Linked DNA regions of Mus musculus: all the other regions are linked to region 2. A link is a loop called in an ENCODE intact Hi-C map of the cell type or tissue named here. Cell type or tissue: heart. All regions are shown on one strand. Each heading gives the region's core, and the rest is flanking DNA. Links, peaks and the distances in the headings are about the cores only.

Region 1 (6,168 bases), core at 673-5,672, 110 kb before region 2:
GCTTCATAATTGTGGATAAAGATGAAAGCTCTCAGCTATTGGCTCTAGTGCCATGTCTGCTTGCTTGCTGCCATACTCCCTGTTGTGATGGTCAAAAAGTCAAAACCTCTAAAATTTGTAAGCCCCAAATTAAAGGCTTTCTTTTTTTTAAAAAATAAGTATGCATATATGTATTCATGTATATGTGTATAGAAATATGTATATATGTGCACATGTGTATATGTAAATGTATATATAAGTATGTATATTTACATATGTGTGAGTGTGTGTGCATGTGCGTATGTGTGTGTATGTATGTGTGTTTTGCCTGTGTGTAAGGCTATGAAATATGTTCATGCAGCACCCACAGCAGCCAGAAGAGGGCATTAGATCTTCTGGAACTAGGGTTACAGATGGCTGTGAGCTGCTATGAAGACACTTGGAACTGAAGCTGGATCCTCTTAAGAGTAGCAAAAGTCCTTAACTTGACCATTAGACTACTTTATGGCTTCCCAATGATGTCACACTTAATAAACCACCCTTTTTTTCTCACCCTTACTTATCTCTCTTTTTTAATTACTTAATTCTTTTTTTTTTGGGGGGGGGGAAATAGATTCTTCTCTCCTACAAGTTGTCCCAACTACACCTTTTCCTTCCAGATCCCCCCACCTCCTCTCTTCCCCGGATCCACCCCCTCTCTGTTTCCTCTTCAGAAAAGAGCAGGCTTCCAAGAGACAATAGCAAACAGGGGAAACAGTATGACAAAGCAAATGCCATCATTTTGAGGCTGGACAGGATAACCTATTAGGAGGAAAACCATCCCAAGAGTCAGGGGTACATCTGTTCCCAAAAAAACACCAACCTAACAGCCACAATGTATGCAAAGGACTTGGTGCAGACCCATGCAGGCCCCTTGCTTGCTACTTCAGTCTCTGTGAGCCCATGTGAGCACTGCTTAGTAGACTCATTAGGTCATACTCTCCTGGTGTCCTTTATCCCCTCTGACTCCTACAATCTTCCCAACCCTTCTCCTGTGAGTGTTTCCTGATGTGTTTCCCTTTCCCAGGGAAATCCACGCTTCCCCCTTAAAGCCTTCCTCGTTAACCTAACCCCACTGGATCTGTGGTTTGTAGTTTTATTTGACAGCTAATATCCACTTAGAAGTGAATTCATTCCATATGTGGTTTTCTGGGTCTGAGTTACCTGACTCAGGATGATTTTTCTAGTTCAATCCATTTGCCATATACATGATGTTATTTTTAAAAAGCAGCTAAGTAATAATATATTGTGTAAATGTATCATAGTTTCTTTATCTATTCTTCAGTTGAGGAACATTTAGGTTGTTTCCAGTTTCTGGCTTTTATGAATAAAGCCACAATGAACACAGTTGAGCAAGTGTCCCTGTGGTAGGATGGAATGTCTTTGGATACATATCCATATCTACTGAAGAGTAATATAGCCAAGTCTTGAAGTAGACTGATACCCAATTTTCTGAGGATCTGCCATATTGATTGCCATAGTGACTATACAAATCTGCATGCCCACCAGCAATGGAGGAGGGTTCCTTTTGTTCCACATCTTTGCCAGCATGGGCTGTCACTTATGTTGTTTATCTTAGTCATTTGGACAGGTGAAAAATGGAATCACAACCTAGTTTACATTTGTATTTCCCTGATGGCTAAGGATGTTAAACATTTCTTTGAGATTCCTTTATTGAGAACTCTGTTTAGATTTGTTCCCCATAGATTACTTGTTGCTGTTTTTGTTTTTGTTGTTGTTGTTGTTTAACTATCTACTTTCTTGAGTTCTTTATATATTTTGGATATTAGTCTTCTATTGAACAGGGAGTTGGTAAGCTGTAGAAAATACCAGAAAATGGCAAGATCTCCCATGCTTATAAATCAGTAGGATTAACATAGTAAAGATGTCCAACCTACCAAAACAATCTACAGATTCAACATAATCACCATCAAAATTCCAATACAATTTTTTACAGACTTTAAGGAGGACAATTCTCAACTTCATATAGAGAGACAAAAATCCAGGGTAGCTAAAACAATCCTGAGCAGTAAAACTGGAGGCATCACCATTTCTGATTTCAAGCTGTACTACAGAGCTATAGTAATAAAAACTGCATTATTTTGGCATAAAAACAGACAGGTTGATCATTGGAAACAAATTGAAGACCCAGACAAAATAACAGGAATTAACAATCATTGTTCATGGATATCTGTTAATATCAATGGTTTCAAATCCCTAATTAAAAGCACAGATTAACAGTGGATTTGAAAACAGGATTCATCATTCTGCTGCATACAAGAAACATACCAAAACATTATGAGTAGATATTACCTCAGGGTAAAGGGCTAGAAAAAAATATCCCAAGAAAATGGTCTAATAAGCAAGCTGGTATAGTCATTTTAATATCTAACAAAATAGACTTCAAACTAAAATTAGTCAAAAAGAGATGTGAATGGATATTACATATTCATCAAAGAAAAATCCACCAAGATGAAAGTTCAGTTCTTAACATCTATGCTCCAAACACAAGGTAAGAGAAACAGCTTAAATCACATATTGACCCTCACATGCTGATAGTGAGAGGCTTCACTACCCACCTCTCACCACATACCAGGATGCAAAACAATTCTCAACTGATACTAGAAAATTGAAATAACTCCCTGCCTGCCATCAGACTGCTACAGATTGATACTGGATTTCAACAACAGAAACAACAGAAATCTTATCAACTCGTGGAAACTGAACAACTCTCTACTTTATGAAAAATGAGACCATACAAATATGAAATTAAAGACTTTCTAGAATCTAGTGAAAATTAGTACACATCATATCAAACTTATGGGACACAAGGGAAGCAGTTCATAATACTAAGTGCCTTCATAACCCAAATTGGAGGTCCCATACTCATAACTTAACGGCACACCTGAAAGCTCGAGAACAAAAAGTAAACCTGCTCAAGGGGAGCAGAGGGCAGAAAATATCAAACTGGGGACTGAAACCAATAAAATAGAAACAAAGAGAACAATACAAAGAGTCAATGAAACAAAGAGTTGTTTGAGAAAATCAATAAGATAGACAAGCTCTTAGCCAAACTAACTAAAAGACACAGAGAGAATATCCAAACTGATAAAAGCAGAAACAAAAAAGGGGGAGTAACAACAGACACTGAGGAAATCCAGAGAATCATAAAGACATAATTGTAACTTTAAATGCTTTAACCTTCCTTGTAATCCACCACCCACCAGAGGTAGTGGGAAAGAAAAACGATGGGGGAAGTGAAACTGTTTAGAAAGGTTCTTTGGAGCAACTGTCTCTGTTGTCTGGAAATCAACAGTTCAGTTCACACTTTAGTAGGCAGTGGCAGCTCGATCCACTTGAAAACACTTCACAGATATACCAGCAGTCCAATTTGGTAGAGGTGAGTTATGACACAACCTAGCAGAGACAGCCAGACCTCAGCCTTGGCTCAAATAAGCAGGAAGGACCAACAGGAACACCAGGAGAAGTTCTTGGCTGTGCCTCTCCCAGGGAAGTAAAGATGAGAGACCCACAAGTGCTGTACAGCTAGCTGTACCAGCAAGCCAAACTCTGTCTCTGTCACTCTGTGGAGTCCTATTTATACCCTCCAAACATTATGTGTCCTCCATGTGACTTGCCTCAGCATGTGCATCCAATCAGCCCAAGTCGGCTGACGTAGCAAGAAACTGCGGCACACCACCAGAAGTTTTGTTTTTTGTTGTTGTTTTGTTTTTGTTTTTATTTTGTTGTGCTTCTCTCTATGGAGTCTCGACAAATGTAGCTCAACTACACAATGTAAGGTGGAACAACATGTATGTTAGCAAAGGTCATCACGTGTCCTTTTACATGCTTGCTTTAGCAGAACATCCTCTCTCCTGTGTCTGCTTCATCGAAACATTCCTTCACGACTCTGCCTTAGTCTTCCACACCTGTGTCCACTTTAACAAAAAATTCATTCACATGTTTGCCCCAGCAAAACACCATCCAACCAACTTTCCAAAGAACCCTTAAATTTCCATTTCACATAATTTTAAAACTTACATATTGAAATTATATTTAAAAACTTACATAATTTAAAAATTGACATATTGAGATGGGAATGGAGAGGGCCTAATCCTAGTCAGAATTTGGAATTTTCACCTTAAAAACTTTGTTTACAACTTTGATGAGCAGACCCAGGAGAAAAGAGGCCTTTTCTGTGTGTCAGCCATTTGCACAAGTTGTCTCCAGATGGAGGAAATAGATGAAATGGCCTCTGTCTGCTACTGGAATCAGGGATTTTTGTCTTTCCCCTTCTGAGGGCACCACTTTGGTGAAGCAGGGATGCATGTGTTTGAATTTTATAGGCTCTACTCCCGAGTAAGATCCCAGTGTAGCTCAGCAGCCTGAGACCACACATTTGGGAAACTCAGACCAAGCACTATGGTACTATGCACAGAAGCCTGACAAGTGAAACACTGGGAGAAAACGACAAGGAAACTGTGAAGTCGTATTCAGTGGATTGAAAAGCTGGTGAGAACCAGTTCCACTGGAACCTCCACACTGACTTCGTAGCTGGTAGGATGTTAGCCAGAGCTAGCAGGGACAGAGCCAGCAGTCTCAACTGGAGACCAGAAGGAGTTTGCAGGGGTGTAACTGAACCAGAGACTCACTTTGAAGCACTACAAATGGTCCTGGAATCAAAATCATGGGACGCAATGGGACAGCCTATTCACAGAAGACCTCCCAGTCCCAGGGAAAGAGCTCGAGAGAGTCCAAATGAAAGTCAATAGTCAGGCCAGTGAGTTTTCATATCTGCTCTCTACACCCAGACTTCCCTCATTCTGTATATGTGCCATCTGTGTTTAATACACAAGGTTATTTTATCAGACCTTCTTGACCATGCTGTGTGCTTGAACTTACTTTTCATCTCCTACCCTTTTCCTTATATTACTTTGGCTTTTTCCTCTTCCAAATAGCACAGTGTAGCCTGGTTTGCAGGGGTCCCTGTGCCTCAGCCTCCTGACACATTGGACTTCTCTGGCATCTCATGACATATCTTTACCTCTTTCTCTTCAGTCTACTTTTAGCTAAAATCCCCTTATCCCACCCTCCTCCCACACACATACACACACACACTGGTTTTGTTACCTGGAGTTCCCCCTCTAATTTACATTCCCCCCTGCTATATTCTATCTATCAGTCCATTACTACCCACCCATCATACTGTGTTTTCTATCTCCCTTCTTCCTGTTATACCTTCTATATATTGAAGGCTCCACCTATACCTAATACGTTGTTCACAGTGTACTGTCAATGCCCTCTACCATGTAAAATGATTACCACTTAAGGGGAGATTGTTATGTAATTAATTATTACTTATTTTGTGGGGAATCTACATTGTGGGTAATAGCTCTTTCAGGGGAGAGCTATGGATACAGACCAGTGCTAGTCTGAATACTAGTCTTACAGAGGAAAAAAAAATCCACCACCAATTAAAAGAAACCTCAGCCCTACTACACTCCAGTCCCTCCTGAGCATTGCAAACACCCAACTGAAAGAAGAAATGTGACCTGACAATATTGATATTTCAGAATGGTACAACCCTGATACATGAACATAATGGAGTAATGAACTTAGCAGACTCTAAGAACATTGCCTGCAAACCCTACAGATTCATGCTCTTCTAAGAAGCCCATTAGCAGACTCCAAAATAGACTCTATATTCTGACACAAAGCAACTCTTACCAAATACAGGAAAACTGAACTAATGTTTTATGCTCTATCTGACTAAAGCTGATGAATGCTTCCAGTAAAGAGGCACGATACAAAATTAACATACAAAGACAAGTAGCCTCTCTATTTCCTAAGGATAAACAGCTAAGAAAGAAATCAAGGAAACAACCCCATTCAAGATAGCCTCAAATAACTTTTAATAAATCCGAACAAGGAAGTACAAACTGTCTACAGTATAAACCTTAATGCACCAAAGAAGGAAATTGAGGAAAACACTAGAAAATAGAACAACCTCCACATTCATGGATTGGAATTAGTTTTTGAAAACGACTATCTACCAAGAGCAATACACAGATGCAATGCAGTCCCCATTGAAACTCCAACACAGTGCTTTACAGAAAGAGGGGGGCCAAACCCTTTGAATTCTTATGAAAG
Region 2 (6,168 bases), core at 829-5,828:
AACACTAATAGGTAAGATCTCATGGTGAAGCAGGAAACCAGAGAGATCCAGAGGCCAGGCATGCTTCTATAGAGCAATCTGCCTTGCCTCTGCGTGTTATGATGGTGGGAGGTAGTTGAATCCTTCAGAGGTATTTAGCACCATGTGACTATGTCATTGTATCACTGCTTTCAGGGAGACTGATGTTGACATTACTGAGGCTTGGCTCCTTATAGGAGGGCAGATTGCTATACAAAAGCATGCCTGCCCTCATCATAGCCAAGCAGAAGTTAGCACCATGGTTTAGGACCTCCAAAACCATCAGCTAAAATACCTCTTTTCTTTGTGAAGTATCCAACCTCAGTATTTTGTTATAGTAACAGAACTCACAGATTACCTCATCCTGTAGAAACTTTCTATGAGCTTCTTTGTGCATGTCCCATTTATTATGTGGTTACTGGTTCCTAAGCATCAGGAAGCAGATTTTGTGAGTCAATTAAGGACTGACCCTAAAGTTGGCATAATCTTAATTATACTGTATTAAACTCACAGGACTTTCCTAAACCGAAGTATGTGGAAAAGCCGAAGCCTTCATGGGATTTGGAATTTGGTATAGTAGCTTTACTGAAGCACTCAGATGATACTGCTGTATCTGTCTTTGGTGGTATGATGTGTGTAGGGGATGCTATCCCTATTATTTCTCTATTCCTTTACATTGTCATTTCCTAAGTGATACATTGGATGAGGAGGAGGAACCCTAACTACACTATAAAGGCTTTTTAGAAAGTTCCAAGCAACCCAAGGGCTTATAATTCATTGAATGATGAGCTAAAGAAGTTCCAGTGACTGATTCTGACCCACATATTGTTCTTCAGTCCTCCCCACCCCTAACTCCCCTACTCACAGGAGAGAGCAAAGCTATAGAATAGGGGCCATCACTCATTTGAGACACAAGCTACCTGCCAAGACTATTACAACCACTGATGAATATAAAATACAGCAGTAGAGAAAGATATGAAGATGACCTCAAGGGTGTGAAGTGATGAAGGGAAGGGATAAGGTAGAGTAGAGAGAGAAAGAAGGGGAGAAAGAGAGTCTGAGAATCTGCAACTGCACTGGCAACTCAAATAGACAGCAATATCTGGCATCTCACAGAGTCACTGGGAGCATGTGATTTATAAATGCAAAAAAAAAAAAAGTGAGTTTAAGACAACTAGAGCTAAGTAAAACCAGCGCAATGTCAGTCCAGGCAAGTCATCAATGATATTGCTACCCTGGAGCCCTAAACTGCCTGCAGCAGCTTCCATTATGTGCCATGCCTGCTTCTTAGTGTCACTTCCACGGGAAACATATCTGGGTGCCTGGGCACACATCCAAGTCTGGGAGGACAATTGTCCACTTCTTTCTTTAACCTATATTTTATAACCAGTGTTCTCTAAAAGTCAGGGGTTGGTCATATAATGAGAGATAAGCCATGGGCAAAAGTCCACTGTACAGCCATGGATTCATTGCATAACTGATTCTGGAGACCTTACACACATGGCAGGTGCTGTTCCCGTGCTGAATCGACAAAGCTGAGCAGGAAGGGTATGGTGTGAGAAGGACAGAAAATAAAGAGATTCATAACTAATTCAGATTTAGGTGAGTCCATTGGAGAAAATAGTAATGTGGGGAAACATATTGGGCCATCAACAGAGATATGGATATACGTTGGTCGTGTGGGGAAGGAGCCAGTATTCATTTACAGGAGATAACAAATAAGGCCACTCGGGACAAAGATCCAGTGACAAGGAGTCAGTACACTGAGAAACCTTGAAAGAAGACCTTCCTTGTCGAGGAAAGTGCAACCAAAAGGCTAGAATGTGGGAACCCGGGAGCAGTTGTGAAAGAAGGAACAGAGACAGGATGGCTGGAGCCAGACCAGCCACAAGATTGTCTGAAGTGACACGAAGGACTAGGTTTCATCATTAGTTGGAAAACAAGAGGCAGAAGAAGGGCAAATGCACACTTGGAGGTAGGATGACGAGTGTGACCTTGTGAAGACATAGAAGCTTTAAGTCTTCCTGGCTACGATCCACTAAGGCATACATTTAATTTCTCTATCCAATACGCACACATATTCTACACTGCTCCTGATTCTTTATAGTTAACCTTGGTCCAAAGATATGGATGGATAAGTCCATGAGTGTAGGTTATATGTTGTGTTGAGTTGTGGGGTGAAATCCCACATTGCCCTGCCCCATCCTGCCTGGGTGTGAGTCATTGCTTTGTGGTGTATCTACCCTGTCTATATATGCTACCTACTCTGCAGTAGTTGCAAGAGAAAGAAAGCACAGTCACACAACCTTTGTTGTGGTGTGTATTTATAAATGCTCTATTTTGTTATTATATTATTATGTTAACCTCTTACTTATGTGAAACTTACCTATTATCTTTACTCCAGTCCTGTGTTTACATGGGGAGGGGACAGTATGTATAAGATTTTATACTATCCATAATTTCTGTACCTACTAGATCTATTAAAATACATCCTCCATAGAAAAAAAGGGCAATAACGTACACAAATGGCCAATTGTATGCACCATCTTAGCTAGGCTTTGGTACCCAGTTACTTAGTCAAGCACTACTCTGTGTGGTTTTTTATGATTTTTTTTGTTTGAATAATACTAATATTTAGTAAGTCAGATTATCTTCCATAAAGTGGAAAAGCCTCATTCAGCCCATTAAAGACCATAAAAAAAAAATCAGTCTGGGGTCCAAGTCAGAGGAGGCTCTTCCTACAAGCATCTTCAAAGCATCTCTGGTTTTACTGATGACTTTGCTACTTACCCTGGCCTTTGTGACTAATTTTGGTTCCTCTTAGTGCTGTGCCTGGGACAGAACAGCTCAGCCTTTTGTTTACTTGTATTGTCAATAGCCAGAAGCTAGAAATAAACTCTGGGAAGAGGGTTCTTCAGCCAGGAAACCTGCATGCAAGCTAGGCAAAAGGCCAGTGGGTGGATGGTGCCACCAGTCTGCCCTCTGCTTGTCTATAAAACCTTAATACTATTTAAGACTAAGTATTTGGAGTAAGTCCACACCACTCCCTCTCCTCTGCTTGCAGAGGATGCCCTCAGGGACTGCTGGAACCAGAGTGAGATGATGTTGCAATGGGCTCAGATCAGTATAAGAGATGGCAGGTCATAGGCAGTGCTGTGCAAATGAAAATTCTGCCCAGAAACCAGATCCACAAGATGCCTTCACCCTCGATGCCAATCTGGTTCCTTAATGAAAAGGGATTTGTATTTTTGTTTCAGCTCTTGAGATCTAATTTGACTTTCTTTTGTCAACAGCAGAAATGCTGCTGCTTCTTTCTTTCTTTCTTTCTTTCTTTCTTTCTTTCTTTCCTTCTTCTTCTCCTCCTCCTCCTCTCCCTCCTCCTTCTTCTCCTTCTTCCTGTTTAGAATCGAGTTGTATCTGTGTGTGTTTCTTACCTTCTAAGCTAGACTATTCATTCTAAAAGGCACCAAATATACTATGACTATCCATCGGGGACATGACACTGCTCTCTACCTAGCAGAAGATGAATGAATAGAAAAATGGCTGGTCACATCAACAAAGGCACAGAGATGAGACAGGAGGGTGATAGAGTAGGATTAACACAGCACTTCCCAGGTTCTGACAACATAGTTCTCCCTAAAATAATTATGCAGTCGAGTCAACTATACAGCAATGCAATCTGTGTCCCCATGACGTAACTCAGATCTTTATCAATACTGCAGAAGTACTGAGATGACCTGCCGTGAAGAAACCTAGAATTTCTCAAAACTGTTTGCACACTTATGCTTTCTGTTGTTAACCATCACCAACACCTGCTCTCTGGCACATTGGCAATAAGCTGTTTTGGAAATGTATAGCCCAATTCAGCATGCAAGGAGCTTTGAAATCAGCATGGGAGATACTTGCTCCCTCCCCAATTCTCTTGGGCTGGGGTGCAAAGTGGAGAGTGTTTCTCTGCTGTTGAACTACCTCTTTCTGCAAAACAAGGAAATATGGAAACTGTTGCACTGCTGGAAACTCCCCTGCAGGACCCTCAGGGCCAGGCCTTGGTGAACTGAGTTCTGCTCTCAATCACGTTTTTCTACAGTCTGCTCACAAATGGCAAAGGAGTCCACACACATTCTTGTTGGCTATACCAAAGCAAGATGGGGGGGGGATTTTAAAACAGAGGGGTTTTTATTCTTTAATATTGGTGTGTATGGAGGTGGGCAACATCTCTCCTTCCATGAGTTTCTAGGATTAAACTCAGTTTATCAGGCTTGTGCAACAAGTACGTTTAGCCACTGAACAGTCTCGCCAGGCCCAAACCATGAGACTTTGATCCTTACGCAAAAGTCTAATTTCACTTCAGAATCACTTGCCATCTGGCAAAAGGTTGAGTGAAATTTCTAATGAAGGTTCAAGTCAAATGTGAATGACTAAACCAGAAGAATCCCCCAGTATATGGCCATCTCCTTTGTGTAGTACCAACAAGAGGTAAAAAGTTGGTGCTTTGATGCAGCAAACCTGCTCTATCAGGCCCCTGTACCTCCTTTCCTAGCCAAAGCCACTCCTCTGATGCAAGTTCCCTCATCTGTCATGGGGCAATAGCATGCACTTAGAAGTACTGCTGTTGAAATTCTGACAATATGTTGAAAATGCCAAGGACAATACCTGACATGAATAAGAACCATCTTCCAGACTAAATCTACTCAACAAGACTCTGCCAGGGGATCTATGAGAGCAAAGGCTTATAAAATAGGCCTGGTTTCAATAATGTGACATTAATTCAGTCACCCTTTTATCCTGGAAAGGGCATTAATTTCACTAACGTACAAGCAACGCAATGTTAGGTTACACACAAGCAGTCAGGATCATTCCTTCTCAGGGTTTAGTTTCACTGGAGCAAGATGACTTAGAAGGGTAAAGCAACCCCACACTACAGAACCATCCGGACTCTGGCGAGCAGTGTTAACAGAGCAGAATAAAAAATGAATGGAATGTTTGTGCTGGAACTTTAATAAGAATTTAGCTAGTTTCTACACTACCGGCACTGAAGGCTATTGCCTCCCAGATGGAAAGTTGATCTTGATCTTTTTTGGCTCTGGGTCCATCCTCCCTTTAGGAAAGTTAGACTCTCTTATGCAAACTGTTGCTCACAGGTGAAAGTGCTCCGTGCTACTTCCCTCAGTTTGAGGTGTCAGGAAAGACTCTTGGGGGCAGTTCTATTCCACATGACCTAGTGGAGAACTGAAGACCCTTCAGGTGACTCTAGAAGTTACACAGAGTCCAAGACAGGTCTGGACCCAGGCACACACACCCCCAAAGCATGTTCTGATGGAATTGGAAGTGCCAGTGACCTTGAAGCATTTGCTTGTTTACTCAGAATGCTTAGGAGCTGCCCCCTCCACTGTGTTGCCCTGTACATTGTCCCATGCCCTAAGCTTGGATCATACCCAACTATCCAAATAATCTTGACGCCTTTTTCTGGGGAGTGGAAGACTGGCAAGCCACCAAGCCCTGGGTGAGGTGCCAAAGTCCTTGTTATGTAAGAAACCTGGTTGCCACCCTCATGAGAGTGTGGGAGTTTCATAATGCTGTGTCATTCCCCTGGTAGAAGTGATGTGTGATTTGGCAGTTTCTAAAAGCAAAACCAGAATATCATGAAGACAGGGTCTCAGTCAGATCTGCAAAAACAAAAATCCATTTCCTTGATTTCTAACCAATGTGCCCAGAACATTATTTTCAACTAAGAGTCTCAATGTCCAACCTGTTAAGACTGTCTATAACTTATTCAAGCTGGTTTATATTTTGAAATTAGGGAGCCTTGACTAATAAACTGGAAGAGATTTGTAGGGAGCACCTCAAGCAACTAACAACAGTATCTATGACGTCCATTGCAATTCTTGGCATCATGCCAGCATTTCAGGCTTCTCATTCCCTCCACCTGACTTTTTGAAACAAATACTATTACTCCTCCATTCTACAAAAAGGGAAACTTGAACACAAATTGGGTAGGTCCCCCTAATCCTGAGTCAAAAGAATCTCCCCTCTTCTTCAAGCTGCCCATCCTGGAGCTCAGAGACGTGGGATCCAGTTCTCATCTCCCTTTCTCCTTCCTTACTCTCAATTCCAGTCCCTCTCCCTCCCTTTCCTCCTTCCCCCTTCTCT
Region 3 (6,168 bases), core at 673-5,672, 130 kb after region 2:
AGATGCGTTCTGTATACAAAGTGACAAGAGTGACAGATATGAACCAACGATAAAGTTGAGCATAAGGAGTAGCAGGGACCAACAGTGGCAAAGACAACCAGCGGTCCCCACTTCCCACAAATTAAATCTTATTTTTAATAAGATTAAATCTTAAAATGTAATAAAATTAGGTAAGGGTGAACACTTGGGATACATGGGCTAAAGAGACGGCCCAGGGAGTAAGGGGCCTGCTTTCAGACCCTGCGCATCCCTATCCCCCAGGTAGGCATGCTGACCCTTGTAATGCCATGACTCATGGAGTGAAGACCAGGTCCCCAGAGCAAGCTGGCTGGCTTCACTAGCTGGACTGATGACCTCTGGATTCAAGTGAGGGACCATGTCTCAAAAGATAACGTGGTGAGCAACTGAAGACATCTTCTGTCAGTCTCTGGCCTCCACGTGCACCCTCCCACAAGTGCACACTCAACAGCACGCACGCATGTACTCACACCCACATTTGGAAACATACACACAGCCACATCATACACATATACATGCAAAAAATAGCTGAGATAGTAATGCGAGTATACAAACACAGATCTGCAGAGTGGGTCTTGAGTTGACTTTCAAATTATCAGTCTATCTAGTTAACAGTTTTTCAAATGTATATTGCCATACCTAGAAATTCTTCAAATGCTATGGCTTGCTTAGGGGGCATAGTTAAACAACATTATGCTGATTTTAATCTTTAATTGCCAAGGCTAATTACTGACTCTAGGAAGCCACATGCATTGGGAGTCTTTGGGGACAAATTACAGCTTGTGATGGAGCCATCTGCTACATTAGCAAATTATACTTTGGAAGACACGGACAGTACTAGTTTAATGTCATTATCCCCATGATGCAACAGACCTTGCATATGAGTCCCGCCTCCTGCCCTATTTTCTATACAGCGGTGGGATCTCTGGCCACTGAAGTGGTAGACTTCTGTGTTGTTGAGGGAGGACAGAAGCTTAAGGAACGTGGACATGAAAGGTGCCCTTCAGCTCAGAAGCTGGGTGAAGCCTCTCACCAGCTGAGAGTCGAGGATGACAACACAGCCAATGACATCCATTTAAGGCCTTGCAAACCTCACCTGCAAACCTGTGGTTTCCTAGGCTCTCACCAGAAACCACACTTAACAGGAAAAGATGGGTCCTAAACAAACCCTTTGTGCAATCTACGGGGCTCCTCCTGGCGCCTTACTGGATTGCAATCCCACCAAAGGCACCTTCAGTGCCAACTTCTAATCTCAAGAGTGGAGAGGTAGGGGAGGGGAGTGTCCCTTAGGAACCTGCTGAGCAGCGAACCCCAGACGCTTCCAGAACCCAGACATAGTCACCAGGAGGACTCTTGAAACCCGACTCCTTTGTGAGCAGCCCACACCTGTGTTTCCTCCCCAGCTGCCCTCCTTTTTGCTTTTAGTAAATTCCAACTCTGTCTCCTATTGGCTCATCCTGAAATTCCTGCCCAGGTGGCAGCCCAGGATCAGGGTTTCCCCCCCCCCCCCCCGTGGTGGTCTATAAAGAGAACTCAGGCTGCTGCAGGTGACAGTGTGGAGGTTACAGGGTGCAGGTGACAGTGTGGAGATGGCAGGGTACAGGTGACAGTGTGCAGGTGACAGTGTGCAAGTGACGGTGTGCAGGTAACAGAGTACAGGTGTCAGAGTGCAGGTGACAGGGTACAAGTGACAGGGTGCAGGTGACAGGGTGCAGGTGACAGTGTGCAGGTGACAAGGTGTAGGTGACAGGGTGCAAGTGACAGGGTGCAGGTGACAGTATGGAGGTGACAGTGTGCAGGTGACTATGCAGGTGACAGGGTGGAGGTGACAGGGTGGAGGTGACAGGGTGCAGGTGACAGTGTGCAGGTGACAGTGTAGAGCTGTCCTTCTGTCACTTGCTCTCATCTTGCCTCAGTTTCCATCAGGGTGGATGTGAGGGGACTGAGGGATGAGTCCAATCTTTGATGTCTTAAATAAAAGGCTCTCTATAAAATACCTAAACCTAGTTAGTACTTGGTGTTTAGTCCCAGCAATGGGATAGCAGAAGACAGGTTTACAAAGCTTAGTCCCTCAGGCATCACAACCACCAGAGACTCGCCTGAAGTCTAGCTCTGCGGGCTGTGAGGGGTGCCGGTACCATCAGTGCTGTGGGGGTGGGGTAGAATCCGCTTCTCTAAGTCACTTGACTCTTTGGCTCTCGGCTGTTGCTCGTTCCATCTTTGGGAGAGGTTCATGAGAAGGTTTAGAGGGAGGAAAGGAAAGGAGGAAATGATAGCATTACAATATCTCTTTAAAAATTAAAAGGAAGAGAGTGGAAGAGACAAGTTCTCGAAACAGCCTGGATGCTGAGCTCAACCCAAAGCACGGGTGTAAGCTCTGGCCAGCAGCCCTCAGAGGCTTCCAGCTCAGCGGCCCGAGACTCCTCACTGAAAATATCCAGCATCTGATGAGGCAGCTGCGGGTTAAATTTAGCCTTGGCAAACTCAGGCCTTGGCTGGATGCTGGAAGCATCTGAGTGGATGGATGGAGGGCCGATGGATGCGTGGATAAAGAATGGACACATGAACAGGTGGATGGACAAATGGACAGACAGGTGGATGGATAGACAGATGGATGGACTTAGCACAGGTAGGTGTGAGAGCCTGGGCTACTGTGGCCTGTGTGATGATGATGCTGACACCAGGAGAGAGGCAGAGCTAGAGGAAGGAGATGAGTTGGGAAGCCCTCCTCTCTCAGTGGCCACCAGCCTGGCACAGCCCTTTGATGGCCAAGGGAAGCATGAAGATAGATGCAAGGAAAAGGAGCCATAGAGACGGTGAGAATCTGTAGAGCCATGTCCCCTGGAAAACTGCTGTGAGGGATCATCCAGTAATGTCACATTAGCCAAGTAAGGTCCCGCACTGGGTCCACAGATATTCAGTGTGACCTTTGTCCTAGCTGTGTGTCAGAGGCCACCTCAGGGCTTTTATGTCATCATGATCCAACCGTTATTTGCTTCCTCAGTGACCTGTTAAAGTGCGAACAACTATGGACGTTGCGTTTCCTTGGTTAACGCAGTTATCGTTGCTGTCCCTGGAAGGGGTAGAGGACAGAAGGGCAGGGAAGGAATGATCAGCATGAATGAACTAATGAATGGAGTGTCTCTTGTGTTAATATGCTGACACTGGAGGAAGCAGTACATACAGTAACTGTAGCTGAATACAAAGAAATTACCTTCCCCGTTTGGTAGATGAGAAATAATGTGCCTTATTTGGGGCTTCCATGAAGATTAAATGAGAGTATTTGACATGAGATAGCTCACTTCAATAGATGCTGGGTGAACTTGGTCGTCAGAGGGCCAGAGAATCCCTCCCACCTCACGGTTTGCCAGTCTGGCTTTAGCATCCTCCGGGCCAGCAGGTCGCCTGAGTATCACACGACTACACTGCCACCTTCTGGCCACCTGGAGTACTTCAGCTGTGCTGCCTTTTGAACAGGTCCTGCCCAGATGGACCTGCAGACTCAGACTGTCCTGCACTGAGCTGAGCTGTACAGCTGTTGGAGCAAGTCACCTGGGACTTCAACAACCTGGATTTCAGTCTTCTAAGCAAGGTACGGACACTGGGGATCAACAGCCCAGTTCCCCCATTCCAATCCTCATTTACAGGTTGTTGGTCTTAACTGTGTACTGTACTGGAATGTCCTGCACACACACACACACACACACACACACACACACACACACACACACACACACCATCTGCATCCTACACCAGACCTATGGGATTAGGCTCTCCAGGAGGCCTAGGGGTGGTTCTCCATGAAAAAGGAAACCTTCTCAAAGTCTCAACCCAGTTCTGAGAATTGAGAATTTGGTGCCTCTTTGTGTCTGCTCCAGTCACCTTTAGTCTTTCACAGCTGTATAGATGACACAAGCCAGGCTCTCTGCACTTAAAATCAACACAGGGAGCTAGAGACAAGAGGAGGTAAGGACAGAGAGAAGCGAGAGCTGACTGAACAAAACAAAGGGGAAGAAAAGTGGCCACACTGAAGCAGGTGGAAAGGAAAGAAAAAGAGAGGAGATGAGATTAGGGGAGAGACATGGAAAATGGGAGCTGGGCCAGAGGCAAACAAGAACCTAAACAAAATCAGTGGACAAATACTAGAGTAAAAAAAAAATTCAATGTATGGTTAAGATCAATATCCAAAAAAAAAAAAAAAAAAAACCCTTGCAGATATTAACAAGGTTGAGATAGCACACTAGAATAAGCAAAGATACCGAAATTCCCGGTACACAGTTTCAGAGGATTGCTTTTGCCTATATAGTTGACAAAACCCAGAAAGCCACTTACTTATTTCTTGGAGTGTGGAAGAAGGAAATAGTTTCCTAAATGCTGTTGGCAGTTATGAATGTGAATTGTCACATTTGAACACAAGAAGCTGGCACCATATAGCAAAATGCACCACCCATCATCAGCCCACCATCCCTGGGACCAGATGGATGCCTTAGGGACACAGCATTGTGGACCAAATGTTGACATATCAGGCTGGTTTGATTATGGCTCCATACAGCAGCCATGATAAGTGAGAAAGCCATGCATGTCACACTGGAATTTAAGGCCTGAGATGTTTCTTTGTAAGAATAATAAGAAAGCAACAATGTTCATAATTTTGTGCCACTATGGAAAGCACAAAATGTCAGATGTGTGTGTGTGTGTAGCATACAGTGATATAGTAATATTGAATGTTTCAGCTAGTTGGCTATCACCTGCTGTGTTTGTTATTTTAAATGAATATATAGGAATATAAGTAAAGGTGTCTTAGGATTTCTATTACTAATGTGAAACACCATGACCAGCAGAGTTTATTTTTCTTACAATTCCACATCACTGTTTAGCATAGAAGGAAGTCAGGGCAGGAATGTAGGGTGGGTGGGAACCTGGAGCCAGGAGCTCTGCAGAGGCTCTGGAGGAGTGGTGTTTACTGGTTGGCTTCTCATGGCTCCCTCTTATAGCACCCACAGCCACAGCCCAGGGGTGAAACAGCCCACAGTGGGCTGGACCCTCCCCATTAGTCATTAACTAAGAAAACGCTGTACAGGCCCACCCACAGCCGGATCTTTCTCAGTGGAGACTTCCTTTTAGATGAGTCTAATCTGTGTCAAATAAACAAAAAGCTAGCCAGCAGAGTAAGAATGGGCAGGCACACAGTAGGTTGACAGCATGCGTTACTTGAAAAGGGAAGGGGGTTTCTGTGGATAGGAGAATAAAGACAGAGTAACTGCCTTAACAAGGAAAAAGGAAAAAAACATGGAAACCTTTATAACAATTATAAATTCTAGGTATATCTATAAAATTGTACATGTGTGTTTACACATATACAGTGTTTTAAAATACAGCAGCGATGTTGAATCTGGTGGCACAGTCCTGAAATTCCAGCTACTCATAAGGCTACAGAAGGAGGATCACAGGTTCAAGGTCTGTCTTAGATACAGAACACATTCAAGGGCAGAAGGAACAATTTAGTAAGGCCCTGTCTCAAAGTCAAAGCACACGGCACAATTGCCAGTACCAACAAAATTCATAAGTAGCTTTCATGCAGTAATCCTCTGATCATACTGTATAACAAAACAAACCTCAACTCTCAGTGATGTACCCCAATGGGCATGTCTCTCTCACTCTCAGATCTGGGGCTCAGCCAAGGTGGTCGAATTGGGCTGTAGATCCAGTTCTTACAGGGCACTGTGAGCGTCATTCTGAAACCTGAACCAGCTCGAGTACACTCACCTCAAGGGCAATGGGATGCTCGAGCTAAGCCATGTAACTGAATTTAGATCTCTACCCAGAGGAGTCCCATGTCTAACTCAACATGGTGGGATAAGGAAATAGATTCCTGTGGAGTTGGGTGGGGAAATGAAGGCAGGGCAACAACAACAACAACAACAACAACAACAACAACAACAACAACAACAAACTTTCCCCAAGCTTCAGTGAGAAGTGAGGCAGTGGCGGAGGACCATCTCACCCGCTGCTTGTGAGAACCAGGGTGAAAGCATTGCAGCAATGGTATGGTGATGTGCTGTAGTTGGATAATGTCTGACTGTGGCCTCCAAAGCCCACCAGCTGGAGCTGAGTCTCCGGAGTGCTGGGTTTGAGGCTGTGGAAGCCTTA

Evidence for each region. A loop is a pair of places that touch in the nucleus more often than their neighbours do. Peaks named below come from ENCODE experiments on the same cell type or tissue, not always from the same donor. Only the 100,000 strongest peaks of a DNase experiment are listed, where the experiment ranks them.
Region 1: it touches region 2 in a loop (1.9-fold over the local background); 2 of 42 quality-filtered maps call a loop at or near these places.
Region 3: it touches region 2 in a loop (2.9-fold over the local background); 2 of 42 quality-filtered maps call a loop at or near these places.

Annotation. Positions count from the first base shown.
Region 1 is chr12:32,652,949-32,659,116 of GRCm38, forward strand. No RefSeq gene overlaps it. Among named protein-coding and RNA genes, the nearest start is that of Gm40376, 69 kb to the right of the region's middle. In heart, for the core only: no CTCF peak of the experiment used is centred there; a DNase peak (open chromatin) is centred at 3,473.
Region 2 is chr12:32,763,043-32,769,210 of GRCm38, forward strand. The region is part of intron 1 of Gm40376 (predicted gene, 40376); the gene reads left to right. Among named protein-coding and RNA genes, the nearest start is that of Gm40376, 41 kb to the left of the region's middle. In heart, for the core only: a CTCF peak has its summit at 3,002; DNase peaks (open chromatin) are centred at 2,959 and 5,489; H3K27me3 peaks cover 1,287 bases.
Region 3 is chr12:32,894,225-32,900,392 of GRCm38, forward strand. The region is part of intron 2 of Gm33484 (a long non-coding RNA gene); the gene reads right to left. Among named protein-coding and RNA genes, the nearest start is that of Gm33484, 12 kb to the right of the region's middle. In heart, for the core only: no CTCF peak of the experiment used is centred there; DNase peaks (open chromatin) are centred at 2,487 and 3,457; H3K27me3 peaks cover 1,120 bases.